Linked DNA regions of Mus musculus: region 2 is linked to region 1. The links are chromatin loops, found by intact Hi-C in ENCODE. Cell type or tissue: gastrocnemius. All regions are shown on one strand.

Region 1 (4,000 bases):
GTGCCCATTGCAGGCTGGGTGAGTCCCTGGCAGCCCTGGATTTGGGGCCTACCATCCTTCCTCTCGCTCCATTTGCTCTCCTCGGGTTTTTGCAACCACCGTTCATTTGAGTCCCCCTCTCCTCTGAGCATGTATTCCAGACTTGTCACTGACTTCCCTTCTAGAGCAGGTGTAGAATAAAGGCTCGAGGAGGCAGGAAAGATGTCCCTGTCTCTCATTTGGAAGGCTGGCCGCTGGCTTTTCTGCCATGGATTCTCACCTGCCCTCTGCCCTCTTCCCCTCAGCAATTCCTGTAAAGGGTTAAAAATTTAACTGGATATATTTTTTTTTAACTACTGATGACTTGACTTAAAAAAAAATACAAAGATGCTGGATGCTAACTTGATACTAACCATCAGATTGTACAGTTTGATTGTCGCTGTAAATATGGTAGAGTTTTGTTTTTGTTTTTGTTTTTTTTTCCCCCCCCATACTACTGAATAAACTAGTTCTGTGCAGGAGCCATGTCATCGCTGGCTTCTGTAAAGCAGCCTGGGTTGAGGCCTGGATTGTGGGAAACAGGGTAGGTAGAACCTTGACGATCCTGAGGACAGAGAGACTAAAGCCGCAACAGCACAGAGCGCTGAGTCTGGCGGTTGGAAGGGAGAGAAGGAAGATAGGTGGATATTGTTTTCCCCTAGGATATAAGCTTGTACCGCTAGAGAGGCTGGGGAGACTGGGGAGGCTGGAGAGGCTAGAGAGGCTGGGGAGGCTGGAGAGGCTGGAGAGGCTGGGGAGGCTGGAGAGGCTGGAGAGGCTGGGGAGGCTGGAGAGGCTGGGGAGGATGGAGAGGCTGGGGAGGATGGAGAGGCTGGGGAGGATGGAGAGGCTGGGGAGGATGGAGAGGCTGGAGAGGCTGGGGAGGATGGAGAGGCTGGGGAGGATGGGGAGGCTGGAGAGGCTGGGGAGGCTGGGGAGAATGGAGAGGCTGGGGAGGATGGAGAGGCTGGGGAGGCTGGGGAGGATGGGGAGGATGGAGAGGATGGAGGGGGTGGAGAGGCTACACAAATCAGGCCGGTTCTCAGCCTGAGTCCCAGACAAACACGTTTTCTAAGGCAGAATTCGGTAGATAGGAAGAAGTGGAGTGGGAGTTTCTGGGGCTTTTTTCTTTTCTCTTTTCTTTCTTTTTCTTTTTCTTTTTCTTTTTCTTTTTTTTTTTTTTTTTTTTTTTTTTTTTTTTTTTTTTTTTTGGTAAGGGTTTCTCTGTATAGCCCTGGCTGGAACTCATTCAATAGATCAGGCTGGCCTCGAGCTCAGAGATCTGTCTGCCTCTGCCTCCCAAGTGCTGGGATTAAAGGTGTGTGCCACCACCACCTGGCTATTGTGGGCTGTCTGTCTGTCTGTCTGTTTTCTTGGGGGAATAAAGCATACACTCATTCTGGGAATAAGTATGTATTTGGTGACACTACTTCTAGTCCTAATTTTTGTTTTTGAAAGCTCCATCCAACAAATGAGGATATAATGAACCAACCCTGGAACCTCAAGCAGCAGCCTGATTTGTTTGCGCCTTGGTTCTCTGTCTACAAAATGAGGGCAGTGGTAACAGCAGCTGCCTAATTGAGCTTTTAGGAGGATTAAATAACTTAACACATGCAAAGTGCTTACAACTTTTCACAGTGCATAGCAAGAGGCCAATAAACACTGGCTTCTCCTGTTGTTGCTTGTGGAGTGGAAGAGGTGTGGAGGACGGAGAGAAAATTAGAAATCTAAGCCAGGGAGGAGGCGGCAAGCAGGTAGCTAAACAAGAAGGGCAGCTGTGGCAGGTAAGCACTACCACCAAGTGAGTTCGGCAGGTTTGGAGTCAGCGAGCCCTATTGGGTGGAGGCAGAAACTCAAGATTGACCCAGTGAGAGAAAATGCTTTGCCGGCTCCAGCCACCAGGTGGCAGCAACACAAGGGCTTGTGGCTGGCTTTGCTTCCCCACCCACAAGGGCTTGGTTCCAAAACCAAACAAAACCAACCAACCAAAACGGAACAAACCTGCCACCTACTGGCCATGCCGAGGTGTGTGTTCTTAGGCTTGGCTGCTACTGCAGACGCCAGTTAGAAGTTGCCAGCAACTTCTGTTTCCTGAGCTCTGTGCAGACTTATTCACTGGGATGGAGGCCCAGGACAAGCAAGCCTGGAAGACCCCAGGAGATCAAGGGGACTCAGCTACTGGCTGGTTGGTAAGCTTGACCTCACTATAGCCCACCCAGAAGACCTCCCCCTGAGCCAGGCTGTTTGAGGGGAGATAGGCTGGAATCTGGGAAACACACCTGAGACTTTCTTGCCTTGTACCGTATTTCTTCAAATCAGAACCCATGACATCTGTGTTATCTGCTCCCTCCCGCGTGTCAGCTCTGAGAATTTCAGTGGCTGTAGAGGCTGGAATGTAGAGGCAGCCACCACTGTGTATAGTCCCCGTGTATTTATAGGTGTTATTAAATTAATCTTACGGACAGCCATAAGGAAATGCTATGGAGGGCCCCTGGATGTGGGGATAGGGGAGGAGCGCTGAAGGCCTAAGAGCACTTTTGGACACAGTAGCGGGCCACCCTTTCTCCTTTATGCTCAGTTGCCTTTAGGGAAGTTTCTTCTTCATAAAGGACTGATTTAGTTCTGACTGCAGGAGTCAAAGGCTACAAATCGGATCCTAAGCTGGGCTTGTTAAAACCTTATTCTGTTTTCAGTGAGTACTCACTACCATGTGTCCATTCTGCAGTGTTCCACCAGACAAGCTATAACACAAGGGCACAGTCAGAGTTACTAAATTGTGATGCCAGCCCTCGGATCCAGCAGAGGAGCAGAGAGAGAGCACAGGCAACCCTAATGAAGTGAGGTAGAGGCAACCTCAGAAGCAACACCAACAAAGGGCCTCTATCCCCTAAGGGGTTCCATTGTCTTGTCAAATAATAGTTAAGTCTAAGGAGTAACAGTAGACTTAGTTCCTACCATAACAGCCTCAGGCGCTGTAGGTGAAACCTCAGTCAACTTTGATCTGGACTATCTGTAAACACTGAAAGGAGAAAGGAGACTTGATTGGAATTGACCGGCACCAAGGGACTAGTCACGGCTGCAGGAGCTGGAGGTTCAAATCCCTAGGGCCTATGTCTGAGAGCTCACTAGAATTACACAGACGTTTATTTTAAAACTGTTAAAATCTACTTTCAGATATACAGAAAAAAATTTTTTTAATTCATTTATTTAAGAAAAAATATGAAGATGTGAGTAAGCTTATAACTGATTGACCTGTGAGAAGTCAAAGAATTCATAGGAAACAAGTTCTGTACATCAGCTGTCCTCCTGGCCTTTCCAAACAGACCAGTATCCAGTCAGGAAGACATGTCATAGAGAACTGAGCCGGCGGGCTCCTAAGGCCGCTCATATGGGAATGGCCAGTGAACCGTGGTAGAAGATCAAGCTCTCTAGTCCTGACCACAAGATGGAAGGAGACAGATAGGTCACTCTGCCTGCATTTATTATTTTGTTTGTGAGTTTCTCCACGGGCAGATGACCTCTGCCCCTCTCTTCTTCTTTCAGGGCAGGGTAGGGTGGGGTTGAGTCCCCTCAAGCTCAAGGCACCCGATCCCCCATAGTCTCTACTTCAGAGGTCAGCCCTGGAGGCATCTCTTCCTCCCATCTCTGGGCACAGAGCTACTGGAGTTAGGGACCACTGGCAGAGGAGAGTCCAGACTTTGATGGCTAAGATGGTAGTGGCTTGCTATTGAGTCTTTGTTTGCTGACGTGCTCTTCTTACCTGAAAGAAGAGGGGGGGGGGGGTGCTTTAAAAAAACCTTCTTCCTCCGGAGCCTGTCTGGTACCCAGCCAAACTCACACCCCCTCAGGATGGGAGAGTAGCACCCCTCACCCCTCTCCTCCCCACTCAACACAGAATTCGAGGATGCTGTGTGCACCGCAGCTTGGAAGCCCAGGTGATGAGAACAGAGGGACCAGTTTTACCTAGTCGGTCCAGGGACTG
Region 2 (4,000 bases), 62 kb after region 1:
CTCGTGTAAAGCTGGGGGTGATGGCATATACCTCAATCCCAGCACTTGGGAGGCAGAGGCAGGTGGAACTCTGTGAGTTTGAGGATAGCCTGGTCTACAAATCAAGTTCTAGGACAGCCAGGGCTACACAGAGAAACCCTGTCTCAAAAAAACAAAAGAAGAAAAAAGGGAAGAAAAAAAGAAGAAAGGAAGAAAGGAAGGAAGAGAGAGAGAGAGAGAGAGAGAGAGAGAGAGAGAGAGAGGGAGAGGGAGAGGGAGAGAGGGGGGAGGGAGGGAGGGAGGGAGGGAGGGAGGGAGGGAGGGAGGGAGGGAGGGGAAGGAAGAAAGGAAGGAAAGGAAAGGAAAGGAAAGGAAAGGAAAGGAAAGGAAAGGAAAGGAAAGGAAAGGAAAGAAGAGAGTGATTTGTTAACTTAGTCACCATAAAAATGACTTCCTTCCTGTTAAGTCCTATCTAGTACCAACACCACTGATTAAAACACAGACCAGGAAATCAGATGTGCATGCACATGATAGAGCTATAAAATTATTTGATGACTGCTTCCAGAAAAGGCCCACCTCGTTTAAGTAGCATAACTAGTATTTTAAGCGATTTTGGTAGATACAGTTCAAACATGTATGATTTACTTCTTCTGGTTCCCTAAGTGGAATGCATTAAACTCTTAAGACTATGGTCCATCCCCGTGGATATTAATCATGTCCAGCCAGATGCTGCTGAAATACGTGTTTTCCTTGATCTGGAGTAGTAATTTTGTTCTGAGTTTTGTCTGGTTTTTCCCCCCATGGTCTTCCTGCCTGCTTCCAGCTTTTAGACTGTAATTCTAAAGCTACTGTGTGCTTGCTGCTAACAGCGCCATAGCTCATGTCTGGCAGCAATCTGCTAGACACTGGGAAACCAGATTACTGGACTTGAGAAAATTCCTCAGAGGAAAAGAGGCTCAGAACACAGTTCTGGAAGCAGAATGTGGGCAGTCTGAGGCTTCCCCACCCTCCATATTCTGCTGAGAAGCTTCCCCTCCCTGAGGGGGGAGCTGAAGCCCAGAGAGGGTAAGCCACCGACCAGTAATAGAGCGAGGCCGGAACAAAGGCAAAGTCAGAGCTGCCTCTGCTGCATGGTCTCTGGGCGGGCACCGAGGGGCAGGGCATGCTGCCAAGGGGAGGGAGTGTTTTCACGCTGCAAACGGTGGCACTTGTGCAGTCGGGAAGCCCTTTCAGCTCTCCCTGAGTTAGCACTGCGTTTTACTCAACTAAAATGGAGTGCTAGACAAGGAAGTGCAAGCCCAACTACACAGAAGTACCAAAGACCCCACAGTAAAGCTCCACTTTCTGTTCCAATTGATGTTACCAGCTATGGAGGAAAAAAAAGTTGGTAGACAGCAGTCACAGCCCTTGCAACATTCACTGAGACAAAGTCTTTTTCCAGAACAACTAGAAGCTCCTCCAGGTCCAGGTCCGTGTCCCAGCCCTCTGTCTATCCCTCACGGGACCCTGAAGAGCACTTGGCACATAGCAAGTACTTGCTATTTACTCATGTGACTTTTGGCAGCTCTAAGGCTTAGGGCTCTGACAGATGGAGTCTTGCGTTACTCACCATTTGGCCAAACATACTGCTTTGTGGATTTCTTCCCATTTTTCCCCAAAATTCTTGGACACCCACAGGCCATTCTGAAAGATTACAAATGACTTATCAAAATTCCAGCTTTATTCTGTGCAGCTGTTTACAAGACCTTTAATAATTCACAATCAACCAGTCAGAACAGGAGAAACAAACACTGTAGCTGCCTGAGCAAAGCACACTCACACATATGTGCATGCATGTACACACATGCACACATACACACCCAAGCATGTACACATGCATACACATGTACACACACATATACACCTGCATACACACACATGCACACATGTACATATATGCACACATACACACCCAAACAAATACACACATACACACCCAAACATGTATACATGAATACACACATACACGTGTACAAACACATACACACGTGCACAACACACACACACTCATGCATGCACACAGATTACTCGGGCTCCTTCTGGTCTTAGAACTGAGAACAACCAACCATATAAAGCACCCTGAGTGCCAGGCACCATACTAGACATCGCATTCCCACCTCGAAATGATCTTGAAGTTTATCAAAGGATATGACTAAGAAAGCTCACTACCATATGGTCTTATGGACTGGGTCCAGTGTGGAAGAGGGGGCGTACAACACAGTGACAGCTGACTGAAGAACACCACACTGACAGCAGTGATGAGTGCTATGCTTAAAGGGGGGCAGGAGCACTAGTGAAGAAGACCATCGAAGACTAGCAAAGGCGGGAAGAGCACAAACACGGAGTATGAAGATAAAAAAAAAAACAGTGGTGTGAAATCCCACGGTGAGAAGACTGAGGAGCTAATAGAACTCAGAGAGGTGAGGAGAGCTCAGGGGACGCTGTCCTGGCCAGGCTGACAGACCTGGCTCTCACTGTGAGGCCCCAGCAGGATGGGACTCTAAGAGGGGGATCACAGCTTCACCTTTTTTAGGTGACAACCATAGATGTGAGTGGGAAAAATGGATATTAGAGCATCACAGTTAAAAGTAGGACATGAAGTAAGTATGTGTGAGTTAGTTTAGTAAGAGTTAGCGAGTCTTTAACCTCAGTCTTGAGGAACGGGATCAGCCAGAAATGAAGCCAGGACAGACAGAACTACTTCCAACACTCCTCCCCCGCCTCTCTCTCTCTGTCTCTCTCTCTCTCTCTGTCTATCTGTAAGTCACTAATATCATCAGGGTGGGAGCAGGGGTACATTGTGTCATTAATTACTACACATATTATAGGAGCATGCATGAGAGAAGAGCAGAGAAGCTCAGGCGGGGTGGAGCTTGAGGTGCCTGTGGGACACACACTTGAAGATACCCAGGGTCTGCAAGACAGGAATCTGCTGGCCCGTGGGCAAGCCAGAGCAGGAAGCAAGATCTGAGAACCTTTATAAGTGGAGAATCAAGGAGAAGTGGCCACTCAATGTCAGATGAACAGAAGGCAGTTAAGGGTAAGAGGATAGGAGCTTATGCAAGAGGCCAAGAAAGACCGTCTAGAGAGGTAGAACAGCCAAAGAAAATGGGTTCATAGAGCCAAGCAAAAATAGGTCCTCAAGGTGGGATTGGCCACTGCTTTGAAATAGAGCAGTTAAGACCACGATGTCTGTCGATCTCAATTCAGCAACAGAGCTCACTGAGCAGCCTCAGTGGGGGGTGGGGGGGGCAGAAAGTGACTGGGGCTCATCAGTCTTCGGGCTCTTCTCAACTTCCTCTCCTCTGATAACGACAATAACCTTAGGAGGATGACAGTTTATACTCATCCTTTGCAGCTCAAGAAAGATGACTGCAGGGCTGGTGAGATGGCTCAGTGGGTAAGAGCACCCGACTGCTCTTCCAAAGGTCTGGAGTTCAAATCCCAGCAACCACATGGTGGCTCACAACCATCTGTAACAAGATCTGACTCCCTCTTCTGGAGTGTCTGAAGACAGCTACAGTATACTTACATATAATAAATAAATAAATCTTTAAAAAAAAAAAAAAAAAAAAAAAGAAAGATGACTGCAAACTGTTCTCTGGTTCATTATTCCAGCAGCAGACATCCGTTCATTAAAAAACATACAACAGCAATTATACATCATACATTCTGGAAGAGGCGGTATACAGAAGTCATACCCAGATAGGAACATTACATTACATTTCATTGTAAGGAGACGTTGGAAAGAAGTCTAATGTTAACACGCCAGAAGGCTCTTTAAAGTCTGTATATTTTGACACTGTAAACAAGGAAAGGCAAGTTCAACTGGACTCACTTCGGTGCTGAGAGCTAACAGGTAATCAGAATTCTGAGGGCTGTACATCATCTGCGTCAGAGGATGAAAGGGGAGATCTGTTTGCACAAAGTTCTTGGCAAAGTCTGATGACCTGAACACTCTTCCGCCTCGGCTTCCCCCGGA

The links. Peaks named below come from ENCODE experiments on the same cell type or tissue, not always from the same donor. Only the 100,000 strongest peaks of a DNase experiment are listed, where the experiment ranks them.
Region 2: a loop joins it to region 1, with 2.6 times the contacts of the local background. A loop is called at or near these places in 1 of 42 quality-filtered maps.

What each region holds. Positions count from the first base shown.
Region 1 is chr3:108,387,377-108,391,376 of GRCm38, reverse strand. It overlaps Psrc1 (proline/serine-rich coiled-coil 1), which reads right to left. Exons shown (of 8, transcript NM_019976.3): 7 at 3,982-4,000; 8 at 3,146-3,778. The coding sequence ends at 3,775. It overlaps Celsr2 (cadherin, EGF LAG seven-pass G-type receptor 2), which reads left to right. Exons shown (of 34, transcript NM_017392.4): 34 at 1-529. Among named protein-coding and RNA genes, the nearest start is that of Psrc1, 5.5 kb to the right of the region's middle. In gastrocnemius, a CTCF peak has its summit at 1,962 (motif pointing right); a DNase peak (open chromatin) is centred at 1,955; H3K4me3 peaks cover 284 bases; H3K27ac peaks cover 380 bases.
Region 2 is chr3:108,325,670-108,329,669 of GRCm38, reverse strand. Sort1 (sortilin 1) reads right to left here. Exons shown (of 20, transcript NM_019972.3): 5 at 3,857-4,000; 6 at 1,589-1,662. Among named protein-coding and RNA genes, the nearest start is that of Mybphl, 37 kb to the left of the region's middle. In gastrocnemius, no CTCF peak of the experiment used is centred here; DNase peaks (open chromatin) are centred at 1,138, 1,517 and 2,106; H3K4me3 peaks cover 752 bases; H3K27ac peaks cover 1,861 bases.